2 separate regions of the Homo sapiens genome follow, and region 1 is linked to region 2. A link is a loop called in an ENCODE intact Hi-C map of the cell type or tissue named here. Cell type or tissue: gastrocnemius medialis. All regions are shown on one strand. Region 1 has its middle 26 kb from the start of LINC00710. Region 2 has its middle 38 kb from the start of LINC00710.

The links. A loop is a pair of places that touch in the nucleus more often than their neighbours do. Peaks named below come from ENCODE experiments on the same cell type or tissue, not always from the same donor. Only the 100,000 strongest peaks of a DNase experiment are listed, where the experiment ranks them.
Region 1: a loop joins it to region 2, with 2.3 times the contacts of the local background. A loop is called at or near these places in 2 of 110 quality-filtered maps.

Annotation. Positions count from the first base shown.
Region 1 is chr10:10,974,179-10,982,178 of GRCh38, reverse strand. It overlaps a transcript of CELF2 not described here. Among named protein-coding and RNA genes, the nearest start is that of LINC00710, 26 kb to the right of the region's middle. In gastrocnemius medialis, no CTCF peak of the experiment used is centred here; a DNase peak (open chromatin) is centred at 4,808; H3K27ac peaks cover 715 bases.
Region 2 is chr10:10,909,737-10,917,736 of GRCh38, reverse strand. It overlaps a transcript of CELF2 not described here. Among named protein-coding and RNA genes, the nearest start is that of LINC00710, 38 kb to the left of the region's middle. In gastrocnemius medialis, no CTCF peak of the experiment used is centred here; DNase peaks (open chromatin) are centred at 526, 3,366 and 6,176; H3K4me3 peaks cover 834 bases; H3K27ac peaks cover 1,593 bases.

The DNA.
Region 1 (8,000 bases), 64 kb before region 2:
GCTGGAGACTAGCCTGGCCAACATGGTGAAACCTGTCTCTACTAAAAATAAAAAAATTAGCCAGCCATGGTGGTGGGCACCTATAATCCCAGCTACTCAGGAGGCTGAGGCAGGAGAATCGCTTGAACTTGGGAGGTGGAGGCTGCAGTGGGCTGAGATCATGCCATTGCACTCCAGCCTGGGCCACAAGAGTGAGACTCCATCTCAAAAAAAAAAAAAAAAAAAAAAGGAAAAGGAAGTCGAGGAGAGGGTCTACCAGGCAGTTACAAGTGGAGGCTTGGAAATTGGACAGACCTGGCTTTATATCCTGACTGTGTAGCCTTTCTAAGCCTCGGTTTTCTCATCTTTAAAATGAGAACTATATTATTTTACCTGCCTAATTGAGTAGAGGAATTAAGTGAGGAAATACATGAAAAGGCCTTGGCACAATGCCGGGCACATAGAAAGTGCACAATAAATGTTACTTACTTGTATTATTTCTATAGGTTCTCAACAGAAAAAGATGAGTGTGAAATGGAATAAAATGAGCAGAGCCCTAGAAAAGGGTGTAACTATGGCAAACACTGTTGGAAATACCTATTTCCTCTGAGTTTCATTGGAAATAAAGCATGCATGGACGATAGAACACTAAGTACATATTTTTGTTGTTTCTCAACTAGGTATAAAAACTCTGTATCTTAAAAAATATAGACAATCTAGGAAGTACTTATTGACTTGTGCAAATTACCGTCGCTGCGGATTCTTCAACCTTGAATCTATTAGACCACATATGCCGGCCACTTCTTCTGGCTTATTAGTTTTTAGTGCCCTCAAAATGCAGCATCAATAGGGTCTCACTAAGTGTGTGGTAAAGCCAATAAATGTTTTGACAGGGAGTACGGTTTAGTAAGCTCATTCCCTCCTCAGCCTTTCAACAAATCACATAGTTCAAACCAAAAAGAAAGTCCTTTGATTACAGGTACTTAACAGAAGTCTCTATAACGAAGTGGAATCCAAGTGCGAAGAAATGAATGAAATAAGTGAGAAACCTTCATTCATTCAGTTATATTTATTGGGCACCTACTCTATATAGACTCTGGGACTTCAGTGGGCGTGTCACAATGGCAGAAGGGTTCTCTCTGGAGCCCCTAATGCATAGACCCCTGCACTAGCAGTTCAGGATTTTGTGACACCTTCATTATAAAAAGTGTAGACGTACACAAATTAATATGTGCTGTCATGCCAGGTAATGAGTAGCGCTATCAAAAGAAATAAAAGGGGCTGTGTGTGGTGGCTCATGCCTGCAATCACAGTACAATGGGAGGCCAAGGTGGGAGGATTGCTGGAGACCAGGAGCTCAAGAGCAGCCAGAGAAACATAGGAAGGCCCCATCTTCAGAGGAAAAAAAGAAAGAATAAAAGGAGAGGAAAGGAGTTGGATTAAGGGATATTTTATAGATGTTGGTCAAAGAAGGCCTTTCTGACAAGGTGACATCTGAGCAGATTCTCAAATAACCTGTGCGGGTGCGAGAGACCGTTAGGAGATCATGTGAGTCCTCAGAAATGCATCCCAGTTAGTGGGAAGAGCAGGTGCAAAGACTCCTGAGACAGAATCCATTAGGTTGATGCAAGGTGATTGCCATTAATGTAAGAAACAGGAGGTTTTTAAGAAATAGCAAGAAGGCTAACCCAGAAGAAGCACAGTGAGCTGAGCAGCATGTGGAAAGCAAGAGAAGGAGGCCACGAGAACGTGGACTTTTGCCTCTTACAATAGAGGCACACCTGAGTCTAAGAGGCGAGAAGGGCTTCGAAGATAACATTCCTTCTACAATAAGGTGGGTACCATCTTGGGGGGGGAAGAGAAAAGTGACATAACTTCTTTGAAATAAACAGGAACATCTGTAAAGATAAAACTCTAAGATCTGGGAACAAAAACTGTATGTGACAAAGTGGAGCACCAGCAGAGATGCGGAAGACAGGAGAAAAGAAAACGAAGCCAAGGCTGGCTGCCGGAATGATCTGCTCCTGTGTGTTTATTATTCTTTGACATTTAAAGCTCTGGCAATTTTTCTTTCTTGTTCCTTGCATTCTTCCTTCTTCCTCTGTTTTCAGCAACTTTTTAGGGAAAAAATGAAGTCTGATGACTTTGAATTGAATTATGTGTGCTGACCTCATGCTGCCTTCTTCCTCACCTTTCATTTTGCTTCTACAAGCACTGTCAACATTCTCCCTAAAAACAATGCCCTTGACTTTCTTAAAATAAACATGCTACCAAAAGAGAATCTCTTCTTATCAAAAAGGAACAGAACAAATAGTTACCACAATCCTTGCAATTACATAGTTTTCCTTTTTCACTTTACTGTTATCAGCATTTCATTCCCTGCCATCTCAGATGTTTTACCAGCTATGTTCTGACTGAGGTCTGCTCTTACGGGCATTGTCAACTTTGATTCGCTCCTTAGATAAAGTCCTTTGTAAATTGTGAGGTTATAAGCCAATGGAATTTTTTTTTTTTTTTTTTTTTTTTTGAGAGACAAGGTCTGGCTCTATCGCCCAGGCTGGAGTGCAGTGGCATGATCTTGGCTTACTGCAACCTCCACCTCCCAGGCTCAAACTATCCTCCCACCTCAGCCCCCTGCATAGCTGAGACTACAGGTATGCACCACCATGCCCGGCTAATTTTTATATTTTTCGTAGAGACAGGGTTTCACCATGTTGCCCAGGCTGGTCTTGAACTCCTGGACTCCAGCCATCCACCGGCCTAGGCCTCCCAAAGTGCTGGGATTACAGGCGTGAGGCACAGCGTCAGGCTTCTGATGTAATTTTTATTAGAATTATTATCACTCATAATTATTTAAGAAATTTCCACTGCTCTCCCCTGTCATTCCTTCTTAGATTTATAATCTGAGGTTTGCCAATCAGTGACTCTTGTGGCCTCCCAGCTGTGTGGTTAGAAGGCACAGGCCTGGCGTCAAGAGAATAGAAATGTTACCGCTCCTGATACATAAACGTGGGTGTGTGGGAGGGGCCCCAGTTACCCTTCCTCTTTCCTTGTTCTTGGGCTTCCTGTTTCAATCACTTTCTCTCCTGGAAAATGGTGGCCAAACCTGGGGGCAGAGAATGAGAGGCAGGGGTGGAATTCTCCAAGGGCAGAGAACTGGCCCTGAAACTGGAAGCCTGGGGAACACTTTTCAGGATTTTAGAAATAAGAAGTCTGAAATCCTGCAAATGGGCTACAAGGTCAACACAGAACTGAGTCCTGCCAAGGAGCCCAAATTCTCTAGCTATTAACTTCCAAAAAGGCATGGGATATGCTTCCATCAAGCTATTCCTTGCTTATGAGTATTTTTGTTAATTTTCCTAGTATTCATCAGTAATACTGATATTGTTTTGACACTGGGTTTTCAAAGATCTGCCTGTTTTCTTCTCTCTTCATATTCAGTTTTGCAACTTAGGGTATTGGCCTACCATATAATCGGTAGTGGTTGAGTCTTGCCAATTTATTCTTCTCCGTATCCATTCCTTAATGACTGTGAGATATGGCTTCAGTGTCCCCTATAATAATTCAAGTTGTTTTTATTGCATTCTTGGCATGTGTAGTACAACTTTTGTGTTTTCATTACCAATTATTCTGGACACTGATTAACATGTAGTTGTCAATCTCCTATCACCTTGATGTCTTTAAAACACACAAACCACGTCAGAGACCTAAGTACTACATGGGCTATATCTGTTCTTGCCATCTTAATTGGCTACCAATCAAAGACGTCAATAAAAGCATAAATGTAAATGAAAACTCTTGAGCTAGCCCTGGTTTTTAACACCAATTTTTTATGATGGATTCACAGGTGAATAGTTTCCCTTCTCCACCAAGACTTACATTATTAGAACTGTAAGAGGCAGCAAAAGTGTTAAACAGGATGGATTGTACAAAGCATTAGGCTAAAACTGGATATTCATTTTCTGCGTAACTGAACAATGGCATAAAACCAGTGTCTTGGGAAGTCTAGAAGAGCAGTCATTCTGCTTTGATTTTTGAATCACGTAATTTCAGGATGAGTCAAGTACAGTAATTTCATAGACACATTCCTGTAAATCTGTGACCAACTTCTGAAAAGAATTGCCTAATGTTAACCATCTTTCTCTGGAAAAAAAAAAACAAAAAACAAAAAAAAACCCAAACCCAAAACACACAAAATACCTTCCTTCTTCATATATTAACTTCTATGTAATAGCACAAGAAGAGCTAACATTTACTGTGCCAGGCACTGGTTTTAACTTCTTGTGCATATTATGTTTATTCCTCAAAACAATCCCAGGAGATGGGGACAATCAAGATGCCCCTTTTACTGTAAGCCCCAAATTGTTAAAACACACTGCTCAGAACCACACAGCTGTGAAGTGGTAGAATCAGAATTTGAGCCTAATCCAATTCCAGGGCACATGACAGTGAACTGCCAGAAAGGCAGTTATGTACCTGAATGAGTCCAGTGAAGAGAATGTACAAAACGTACCAAATTCTTCCATTTTCCTTTAAAGAAACTGCAAAGATTTCCCCATAATTTTAGAAGGGGATGACATTCAGAAAAATGCTTTCTTTCTCTTTCTGTGTTTCAGAATATCTAAATTGACTCATTTCTAATCTTTAAAATTTGTACATTTCACACCAGGAAAGACAGTCAAAGAAGGGAACATTTTATTCCCAACTGACATTCTGGGTTTAAATATCCTTTGCAACAGTTTTGTTTTGAAAGATCTCAGTGGTTGCATATGAACCTGCCAGATGTCAACAATGTGTCTGCTGTGTACAATATCCCCCAAAGACTAAAGATACTTCTTGCTGATATAGTATTTGGAAATAACTGGCAAACATCGTGGACCTGCAGCATCACTAAGTGTCTGTGTAAACACCTCTGAAACAACAGATGTTCTGAATTCTTGTTCCCTTGGAATAACAAAATGACTTGCAGGGAGCTGATGTTCCCCTCACTTTTCCAAAACAATTTCAGGAAGAATCCGTGAGCTCTCAAACTCAGATCAGCTTCAGGTTCTGGAATCCACCTGTGGCTACTGGCAGTTTTTTTTTGCAGGTGTTTGCCCGTGGGAAGCTGTCAAGAATTGGTCTAAATCAGGGCAGAGCTCCTGACAGAAGGATATTAACCAGCAGGAACTCTTTTAGGTGTCAGAATTTCTTTCTGGGACACAGTCATATAGGTGGGATCTGTACTCAAAAATAAGTCAGTGATGGGGACAGCAGAAAAGTCTGTGCTTGAGCCGTTTAGGCAGAAGAAGGGTTATCTGGAAATGCACAATGATGAGACACGACACATGACAGGGGACAAGAGAGATGCCCAGTGGTGCAAGTGAGCGGCATTTTGAGTTAGTTCGAGGGAAGAGAGGGGAAATTTCAGGAAGTCAGACCCTGAAAGGTGAAGGAAATGACACTGAATATGAACAAATACAGATCTGTGGTTTGAATTGCAAGCTTAGTCATAATAATGATCATCAATACTTTATAAGCATTTTGCAATTTCCAAAGCCTTGTTAGGTGCATCGTATCATTTTAACTGATTAGGAACCTGAGAATCAGAAATGGAACCAGATCTTGAACCCAGAAAGGGGAAGACAAGAAAAAGGAGCAAAATGAAAGGTGATCTTCAGGTTTTCCCTCTGAAACTAAAGGCATGAAAAAAAGAGTAGGGTAAAATGGCTTAACATAAAAAAAAAGACCAAGCCTGACGTGAAATGAGACATACTAATTTCATGAAGATATACACAGATAGATAACGACTCTGTCTACAACAGAGCCCTGTAGTTCTGAGAACAGGCATTTGATGCAGTCAAAAGACCCACATTCTAGACTTGGATCAACAAATCACCCACTGTGTAACTTTGGCAATGTCATTGAATATATCCAAGCCCAAGTTTCCTGATCTGCAGAATTGGAGTAATAGTGAGGTAGGAGATGTGCAGGACCTGTTTTCTGGTCACAACCCTGCTGACCAAAACAGTGTCTGGATAAAACGGGATGAAGTTAAGACACCAGTGGAAACCAGCAGATGTGACAAAAGGCATCCCTAGATGCTCTCATTGCTTGTTAGCATAAGACACTCCCACCAGCACCATGACAGTTTACAAATGCCAAGGCAAAGACCCAGAAGTTACCACCCCTTTCCAGGGCAACAACCTGGAAGTTACTGCCCCTTTCCCAGAAAGTTCTAAACAATCTGCCCCTCAATTTCCATTGACCCACCCCTTAATTTGCATGTAATTGAAAGTGGGTTTATAGGAGTATAAATACCATTGCCAAGTAGGACTTAGTGTGTTGCCTATGAGTCAGCTGTGCTCTGCAAGGAGCAGCACTGTTCAACAAAAGATTGCTCTCTCACACCACTGGCTTGCCCTCGATTTCTTTCCTGAATGAAGCCAAGAACCCGCCTGGGTTAAGCCCAGCTTTGGGGCTCACAGTCCTGCATCATCAGCATCTGCCTTCCACCATATATGTGAATGTGCTTAGCATTAGAAGCTAGGCAAAAATACTAGCTTAAAATGATAATCAGATTCCTCTTAATCAACCACCTACAAGTGTCTGTGAATATCACAAATGCAAGTACTAAGATCTCCATGAATTAGATGGTCCAGTTGTAGAAGTAAGGAAGATTAAAACTGAGTGGTCAGTTTGTGGACCTGACATTGGAAATTAAGTATTTGAACTTCTGATCCCTGGATCTTTCATCAAAGAAAATCAATCATTTAAACAATGTGTTGGCCAGGCGCAGTGGCTCACCCCTGTAATCTCAACACTTTGAGGGAGACCTAGGTGGGAGGATTGAGGCAGGAGGATCACTTTAGCCCAGGAGTTTGACACCAGCCTTTGCAACACAATGAGACCCCGTGTCTACTAAAAATTAAAAAATTAGCTGGGCGTAGTGGCTCATGTCTGTGGTCCCAGCTACTCCAGAGGCTGTGGCAAGAGGACTGCTTGAATCTGGGAGGTTGAAGCTGCAGTACGCCATGATTGCACCATTGCACTGCAGACTGGGTGACAGAGCAAGACTGTGCCTTGGGAGAAAAAAATGTGTTCCAAGTCACATAGCCACAAAGGAAGTGAGAGACAGCATTTGACACCAGGACTATCCAAATCTAAAACCTGTGCTCCTGAGGCTACATCCCTGAAAACTAAGAATTGATGTCATTCTTCTTCAGCCTTTATCTACTGTTGATTACAAGGGACCATTCATTTGCAGATAAATATCACAATGCTGTTCTGCCAATATGGGAAGATAGGTTTTTGAGTCAAGACACTGTAAAATCACTCTATGGTTTGCCTTCCTTTATGATAAAAACAGAAGTTCACCTCTGCATTGTGTGCTGAAAATTAATTTCAGTCTTGGTTCATGAGAATTTGACCAGGCAGGGCTCAATGTGTCTAAGATGGTATATACTTAATTTCGATACCATAGTTGAGAGGTGGGGCTGGGAAAAATAGCAATACAGCCAGCAAGCATTTCTTCTCCTTTCACTGATAGTAAATTGCTATACATAATCACGTAACCAGAGGGGATGGCTTAGTGAAGTAAGCTTCAGGTTTGCTAGCCTAGGCTGTTTAAAACCTGAAATTCTAATCCCGGCAGAGTCAGTGCATGACTCTTCATCTCCTTGAGTTTGATCAATTACATTTCATAGATTTTTTATTATGTAAGAGACTCAAATGAGGCTTTAGAACCCAAATCCAGTCTATCTTATGGAGACACTAAATACCTTGTCCTTTCTATTTATCTAAGTATTGAATTTCAGGCTTACTGTTTCTAACACCTCTCTCTAACTACAGTTAGAGAGAAAATTATGTGAAAACTTTTAATTAAGATGAGAATCTTTTGGTGAGATAATTCACTGTATCTTTTATATATGTTGATCTGCTAATACTAGTGAAGGAATGGGCCTAGGAAACAGAGGAATCTAACATAAAAAATGATATTAACCACCATTTATTGAATAACTACTGTGTGCTCGGCACACATC
Region 2 (8,000 bases):
CCCCACCAGCCCCACTGTAGCTCCCAAACATGTCCTCAGACAATGCTAAATGTCCACTGGTGACAAAGCTGTCTTCAACTGAGACCGCTGCAGTAAGGCCAAGCACAGCGGCTCACACATGTGATCCTAGCACTTTGGGAGGCTGAGGCAGGAGGACGGCTTGAGCCCAGGAGTTTGAGGCCAGCCAGGGCAACACAGTGAGACCCTGTCTCTACTAAACATTTGAAAAATGAGCTGCTCATCATGGTGCCTGCCTGTAATCCTAGCTACTTGGGAGGCTGAGGCGGGAGGATTGCTTGAGCCCAGGAGGTCACAGCTGCAGTGAGCCATGATTGTGCCACACCAGTCCACTCCAGTCTGGGCAACAGAGTGACATTCTGTCTCTTAAAAACAAAACAAAACAAACAACAATCCACTGCAATAGAAATGTCCATAATTGACCTCTGTTTCAAAAGCTTACTGGATTGACCAACATCCTTCACTCACAAGGGAAAACACAGAGGCTGAGGCCTCTAAGAGCACCTGCTTTGCTTTGGCTCCAGCTGCTTAAGTCTCCACGCTTACCAAGAGTATACTGTGTTTGTTCCCCAACCTGTTTATGGTACTGGCAATCACTGTAATTTTTAAATTTAATTAAGCCTGATGTAAAATTGATGAAATACAAGTGTGGAAAAATTCTTGTTTCTGTAAAAACTAAGTTAGAAACTTTGAAAAGATAAAAAATGACAAGTCACTTAAGAAAAACTGATGTTGAATTAGATACAAATGTCTCTAAGTTCTTTTTCCTTAAAAAAAAAAAAAAGAAGAAGAAGAAGGAAATTCCAGGCTGGGTGCAGTGACTCATGACTGTAATCCCAGCACTTTGGGAGGCAGAGGCAGGTGGATCACTTGAGGCCAGGAGTTCGAGACCAGCCTGACCAATGTGGTAAAACCCCATCTGTACTAAAAATACAAAAATTAGCCGGGTGTGCTGGCACGCGCCTGTAATCCCAGCTACTCGGGAGGCTGAGGCAGGAGAATTGCTTGAACCTGGGAGGCAGAGGTTGCAGTGAGCAGCGATCACGCCACTGCACTCCACTCCGGGTAACTGAGCAAAACTCTGTCTCAAAACAACAACAACAACAAAAGAAATTCCAAATGGTGGACTATGGGTGGATTTATGCACAAAAGACAATGCAGAACTTTATTCAGTGAATCACACATTCAAAGACAAAGGTGTTGGCCCTACCTTGAAAGCAAAAGATAGATGCTGGGGAAAAGTCATGTTCATCATGTATTAAGTCCCAGCCGGGGAAAACTATGCTTTACACGCTCATGTGCTAAAAACTGACATTAGAGTTACAGATATTACTTGATGTCCATGATTACTGAAAACCTGATGATTTCATTGGTGCATGTAGCTCCAAATTTTAACAAAATGAAACAGACAAAAACACCCCACTGTATTTGACTGCAGTAATGTAGCTAGGAGTCATCATCCAGTCACCATTTTTGAGACCAGCAAATCGACAAACACTGGAGCTTTTCAGGTGACCATTTGTTTGTTTTTATCTGTTTACTACTGTTAAACAGTCATCTGAATTAGTGACATGTTTTCATGAATTTATACCTTTTGTAAAGCAACCCTTGAGGAAAATAAATTGAGCAGAATATCCCATGCTTCTAGATTATGCTCTGTCATAACCCACCTGAGGTGATTTAAAGCAGGTGACATAAAAACCATGCATTTTTCATTGACCTTTTATAGGCACAATGTCCATTATTAGCATTGCTTCCTAAGCGTAAATCATCTTTATTTCCTGACTAATATTTATTCATGCAAAATATTCATTAGCACTTAATCTACGTTCAGCCCAGGCAATGCTGGATGTTTTGAGAGGCACTAAGATGAATTTAGATCCTGATCCTTCTTGCCAAGTGTTTACATTCCAGTAAAAGAAACTGTATAAGGCACCAAGTAATGAATACTCTTCATTTATCTACTACTGAAAACTCCCCTAAGGGCCGGGTGCCGTGGCTTACACCTATAATCCCGGCACTTTGGGAGGCTGAGGTAGGAGGATCGCTTGAGCCCAGGAGTTCAAAACCAGTCTAGGCCACATAGCAATACTGCTTTCCTATAAAACAAAAACAAAAACAAAAACAGAAAAAACAAACAAACAGATGAGGTGGGCATGGTTGCATGCACCTATAATCCTAGCTACTTTGGAGGCTGAGGTGGGAGAAGCACTTGAGCCCAGGAGTTCAAGGATGCAGTGAGCTGTGATCCTTCTACTGCTCTCCAGCCTGGGTGACAGAGCAAGATCTTATCTCAAAAACAACCACAAAAAAGGCTACTCTTAGTCAAAGATCACAGCTCATATAAGATGTTGAATACTCAGTGCCTGGCACACACCAAACACTTAATAAATTTGAGTGTATAGACATTTTCTACTGGCTGGTAATTCTGCTCTCTTAAGTTCATTTTTTAAAAAATGCCTGATATAGTTATAGCAGTATTTGGAGTTTAATTGTACTAATTTCCTTTCCTTAGTTATCATTACCAAGATAATCTGATTTCAAGTGAAAAGCAGAACACTAAAAAATCTTTTTTTTTTTTTTTTTTAAAATAAAGTTTCACTCTGTCGCCCACGCTGGAGTGCAATGGTGTGACCTTGGCTCACTGCAACCTCCGCCTCCCAGGATCAAGTGTTTCTTCTGCCTCAGTCTCCCGAGTAGCTGGGATTACAGGCACATGCCACCACACCCTGCTAATTTTTTTTGTATTTTTAGTAGAGATGCGGTTTCACCATGTTGGTCAGGCTGGTCTCCAACTCCTGACCTGAGGTGATCCACCCGCCTCGGCCTCCCAAAGTGCTGGGATTATAGGTGTGAGCCATCATGCCTGGCCCAGACCACTAAAAATTGAATGAAAACAAGGATGCAAACAACTACAAAGTGCAATTATATGTTCAGAGAAAAAGAACTGTCCCAGCAACTAAGAAGTAGAATGAGGTGATGGAAGGTGCTGGTTCTGATAAGTTGTATATCCTTGGGCAATTCATTTGACCTCTTCAGGGTCTCTGTGTCTCAGATGTCAAAGTAACACCACACCATCGTTGGTGTGATCATCAGCCTGAACCAACAGGAAAGCTCTCCGCAAATTTGAAGTTGCAGCATAAATTCAGTTTTATTGAAGGAAAAAAATCCCGAAAAAGATAGCAGACAAGTGTCCCCTGTGTCTGACACAGTTTTGGTAGATTATTTAGCATTCCTTAAAAAAAATCTTTTAATTTTAAATATGTAGAGCATTCATCAGTGCAAAGCGTGATGCCAGCTTTTATCAGCTGTCTGCAATAACATTCCCTCGTCATCTCCTGTCCTTCCCCGTTCCTGAACTATGCGAGCAGTTCTTTTTTTAGGAAGTGTTGAAGCAAGAGCACACCATCTATTTCTGTGCAGCCTCTGCCAGTTTCCAAAATTAGCTGACAACTGTAAAACACAAGACATGAGCCCCCATGCTAATTGTGTGTCAGCAAGATAAATATTTTTAAGACCTGGAATGTTTTTCTCCAACTGTATCTTTAATTTTTTTCCCAAAAGTACAGAGAACATTTTTTTTTTTTAAAAAAAGGTAAAATAGATTTTATTTGTATTGCCTGTCCTAAAAATGATTTAATGTTCTAGTTGTAGAAGGTGTGGGGTTTTCTTTATTGTAATTAGGAGTGAAAGTATTACAACCAAGCAGATTTTTCCCCTCCCCTCTCTTCCCCTTCCCTTTTTCCTTCCTTTCCCTTTTTCCTTCCTTCCTTCCTCTCTTCCTTCCCTTTCCTTCCCCTGCCCCGTCCGTCCCTCCCTCCCTCCCTTCCTTCTTCCTTCCTTCCTTCCTTCCTTCCTTCTCTCCTTCCCTCCTTCCTTCCTTCCTTCCCTCCCTCCCTTTCTTTCTCTCTCTCCTTCTCTCTTTCTTTCTTTTGTCAACTAGCTTGAGGCAAACTGTGGGCATTTTTAATTTGGATCCATTTTCAAATAAAACATAAACAAGAACTTAGCTTAAAGACATCATTACAGGCTGGGTGCAGCGGCTCACACCTGTAATCACAACACTTTGGTAGCCTGAGGCAGGTGGATCACCCGAGTTCAGGAGTTTGGGACCAGCCTGGGCAACATGGTGAAACCCCATCTCTACTAAAAATACAAAAATTAGCTGGGCGTAGTGGCACATGCCTGTAATCCCAGCCACTTGGGAGGCTGAGGCAGGAGAATCGCTTGAACCCGGGAGGCGGAGGTTGCAGTGAGCTGAGATTGCGCCACTGCACTCCAGCCTGGGCAAAAATAGTGAGACTCCATCTCAAAAAAAAAAAAAAAAAAAAAAAAAAAAGACATCATTACAAAGGCATATATATTAATTCAGGACAGTTAATTTTTTTTCTTGTGTGGTGAACCTTAGCACTGGAAAATCCCAAACACCTTAGAGATGAAAGTTTCTTCTCTGTTAAACAAAATCTAAAGACACTGTCCTTTCCCCTCACTCTGATTTTCCCTCTGGTCATTCATCACTATGTTTTCATTCTTTTTGGCCTTCATGTCTTCTCTCCTACTTTTATTCCTCCTTGATTTTCACTCATGATTAAAACATCAAAATGTGTGTGTGTGTGTCTGTATACAAACACAAGTAATTATTCTCACATGGTGAAATCTACAATTGCACACACACATTCATGGAACTGTTCACATCAAATGGAATCTTCTTTAACACCAGCCACTATTCCAGGCCATTTACAGGCGTCCACTCACTTAATCCTTAGAAAAGCCTCACGAAGTAGTTACTATCACTACACCATGGTTAGGACGAGAAAAATGAGACAAAAGAATGTTATGTTACTTCCCAAGGCCATGCAGGCAATGACAGATAGAGTCAGGATTTGAACACAGCCCAAGCATCCCAGCTCCGGAGCCCATGCTTTTCATCAGGATGTGAACAACAGGGGAGTATGCGTAAGCCACAGATATGTTATCTATGCTGTATACTCCTGCACCCCTTCTGGCTTCTGCTATAGCAAATGAACAACAGCAACAAAAAAAGCCCCGTTGGCTGGGCGCACTGGCACACGCCTGTAATCCCAGCACTTTGGGAGGCCGAGGCAAGCAGATCACAAGGTCAAGAGATCAAGACCACCCTGGCCAATATGGTGAAACCCCCTCTCTACTAAAAATAGAAAAATTAGCTGGACATGGTGGTGCATGCCTGTAGTCCCAGCTACTCGGGAGGCTGAGGCAGGAGAATCGCTTGAACCTGGGAGGTGGAGGTTGCAGTGAGCCGAGATCGCGCTCCAGCCTGGAGACAGAGCATCTCAAAAAAAAAAGTAAGTCCCATTGTTAGGAACTTCACATTCTAGAAGTGGGAGATAGACAAAAACCAAACAAGCAAATGAATATTGATTCCTACATTATATAGAATATGTTATGAAGGATGAAGCAAGGTAGCGGGGTAGAAAGTAAAAGCAGGGTGGCAGAGGCTGTAATTTTATGCAGGGTGGTCCTGGGAGACCTCTCTGATGCGGTGACTCTGTGAATATGTGACTGCATTAAATGCAACCGCTTCCATCCTCACCTCCCTTTCTTATGCTCATTTCTTTCCTTTGCACTACTGCATTTCTTTCTTCTCCTCAAGATTTACGGGGTACCTGCTGTATGAAACAGGTGATACTAGGTATTGTTGTAATTTAAGAGAAAAGAAGGGCAGCCTGTGTTTGTACATTCAAAATGCTGATCAGCTAAAACAAGACCCTTAAATAAACTCACCACATCACTTAGAAAACTGTAGGTTTCGACAAGAGATACTTTACATCGCTACAGAGGCCAGCCTCTCAGATCTATTCCTGGGTGGAAATGATTGCAATATGAGCCAGCTACATTCACAGATGTGGTTCTGCTTTCAGAACAGTTTCCCAAGAGCGCTCCTGTAAGTTCCTTCTGCCTAGCCTACATTCATAGGAACGAAACTTTCTCTACCTCTCAGATTTCAAGATAAAGTCCAGGAGGCGGAGTTACTCTTTAAATCACTGCATACACTTTTGGGATTTCGCTGCCTGGACGGAGGTCCGGACAGGCCCCAGGCCCAGGCTTGCGGAGAGGCGCTGCCGTGGGGAAACCGGTCTCCCATGCACAAATCCCTTAGTCAATACTCAGGAATGCACTGCGCGGTGCTTGGAACGAGCCACTTCCATCTGATAGGAGGCAGGCCTGCAGTCGGAGCCGTCAGAGGCATCGCTGCAGTTCAGGTTCATTGAATCTAATCACTGACACATACAGCCTCTTCCTGATCATCTTTCATTTTCACTTGGGGAGTCCTGTTGAGAGTCCTTGCTATGATTTTATTTGGCTCACAATTTACTTGTATTATTTTAGTATTCTTTCTATAAAAGAGCCACAAGTGTGTGCCTTTGTCCCTGCCCTTGTGCTCAAGTGCCTTGAAAATCAAACTGCCAAAGGTTTCTCTTAATCACCTCCGCAGAGGAGCCCATCCGGCCCTGGCTGGCATCTGTAAGGGAAGCCAGTGTGCAAATGGCACTGGTGTCCCTTCCGTCATTTCGAGATAGTGGGAAGGGCTTATGTTTGCTTTCTTTCAGAAATGTCCTCTTCAGACGCAGCTCAGAAACCCACCCAAGAAGAGGAGGCCTGTCTTGGACACTGCTAGTGGCATTATGAGGATGTTCCCTATGCAGGCTTGGGTTTGCATGTTAAGCATCATACACCATATGCTCTGTAATTCTACCACAGTTAGACAATGTGAGCCGCTAAGTACCTGACTCGGCTGTTAGTAACAATTCCTGCTCATTGAAAGTCACTCATTTAGACTTTGGCAGTCGCAAATGTAACCAGCTCTTGAAGATAGTCTCAGAGCCTAGAAATGTCACATGAAGTTTCACTTACCAACTTGTACTCCCAGAACTGAAAAGCAAAAGTCAAAGCAAAAACCGAAAAAACAGACAATGCACATGCGAGACATTTACTTGTGTTTCTTTTTCTTTTCTTTTCTTTTTTTTTTTTTTTTTTTTGAGGCAGAGTCTCACTCTGTAGTCCAGGTTAGAGTGCAGTGGCACGATCTCGGCTCACTACAACCTCTGCCTCCCAGGTTCAAGCGATTCTCTTGCCTCGGCCTCCCAGGTAGCTAGCTGGGATGACAGAAGCATGCCACCATGCCTGGCTAATTTTTGTATTTTTTAGTATAGACAGGGTTTCACCATGTTGGCCAGGCTGGTCTCAAACTCATGAACTCAAATGATCTGCCCACCTCGGCCTCCCAAAGTGTTGGGATTACAGGCATGAACTACTGCACTGGCCTGTGTTTCTTTAAAGCTTTGTGAACAAAGTGACATCTCTCCAAAACAAACCAACAGAAGTGTATTTTTTTCAAATCATATGCTTGTACAAGTGGGAGAGGATCAGTTTATTAAAGAACTCTGCAGTTAATATTGCTGAATTATTGTGCTCTAAGCTGCACTGCAATTCATACGTGGCTTCTTAAGGAAAAACACACCAAAATAATTATTAATCAAAAACAAAAATTTTATATAAGTTCGTTTAAAAGGATGCCTATTTTGCAATAATGCCCAATTTTTCTCTATTAGTTCCCAGGGACATAATATCACTAATAAGTCCTCTTAATTAGAGAAAATCATCTCTACTCTTGATAATTTCTGGATCAAAGAGGGATTTGCAAATACCAGCCTGCATTGTGATGTTTGACTAATGGCCTAATCCATCAACCAACAAGTATTGGTATTGAATTCATTAGCATTTATTCATTTGTTCAACACACATTTCTACACCTCCTACTGTGTGTCCATCTCTACATGCTGGATATTATTAGACAGGAAACTTTATAAACATGAGCCCCCTCTTTCATGAGGCTGTCTGTCTACTGGAGAAGACACAGCCACAAATACTTACACAAATGAATACATAATGACAAGTAATGGGAAGAGATTTTATCCACCTCATTTCACTGATTCCCTTTT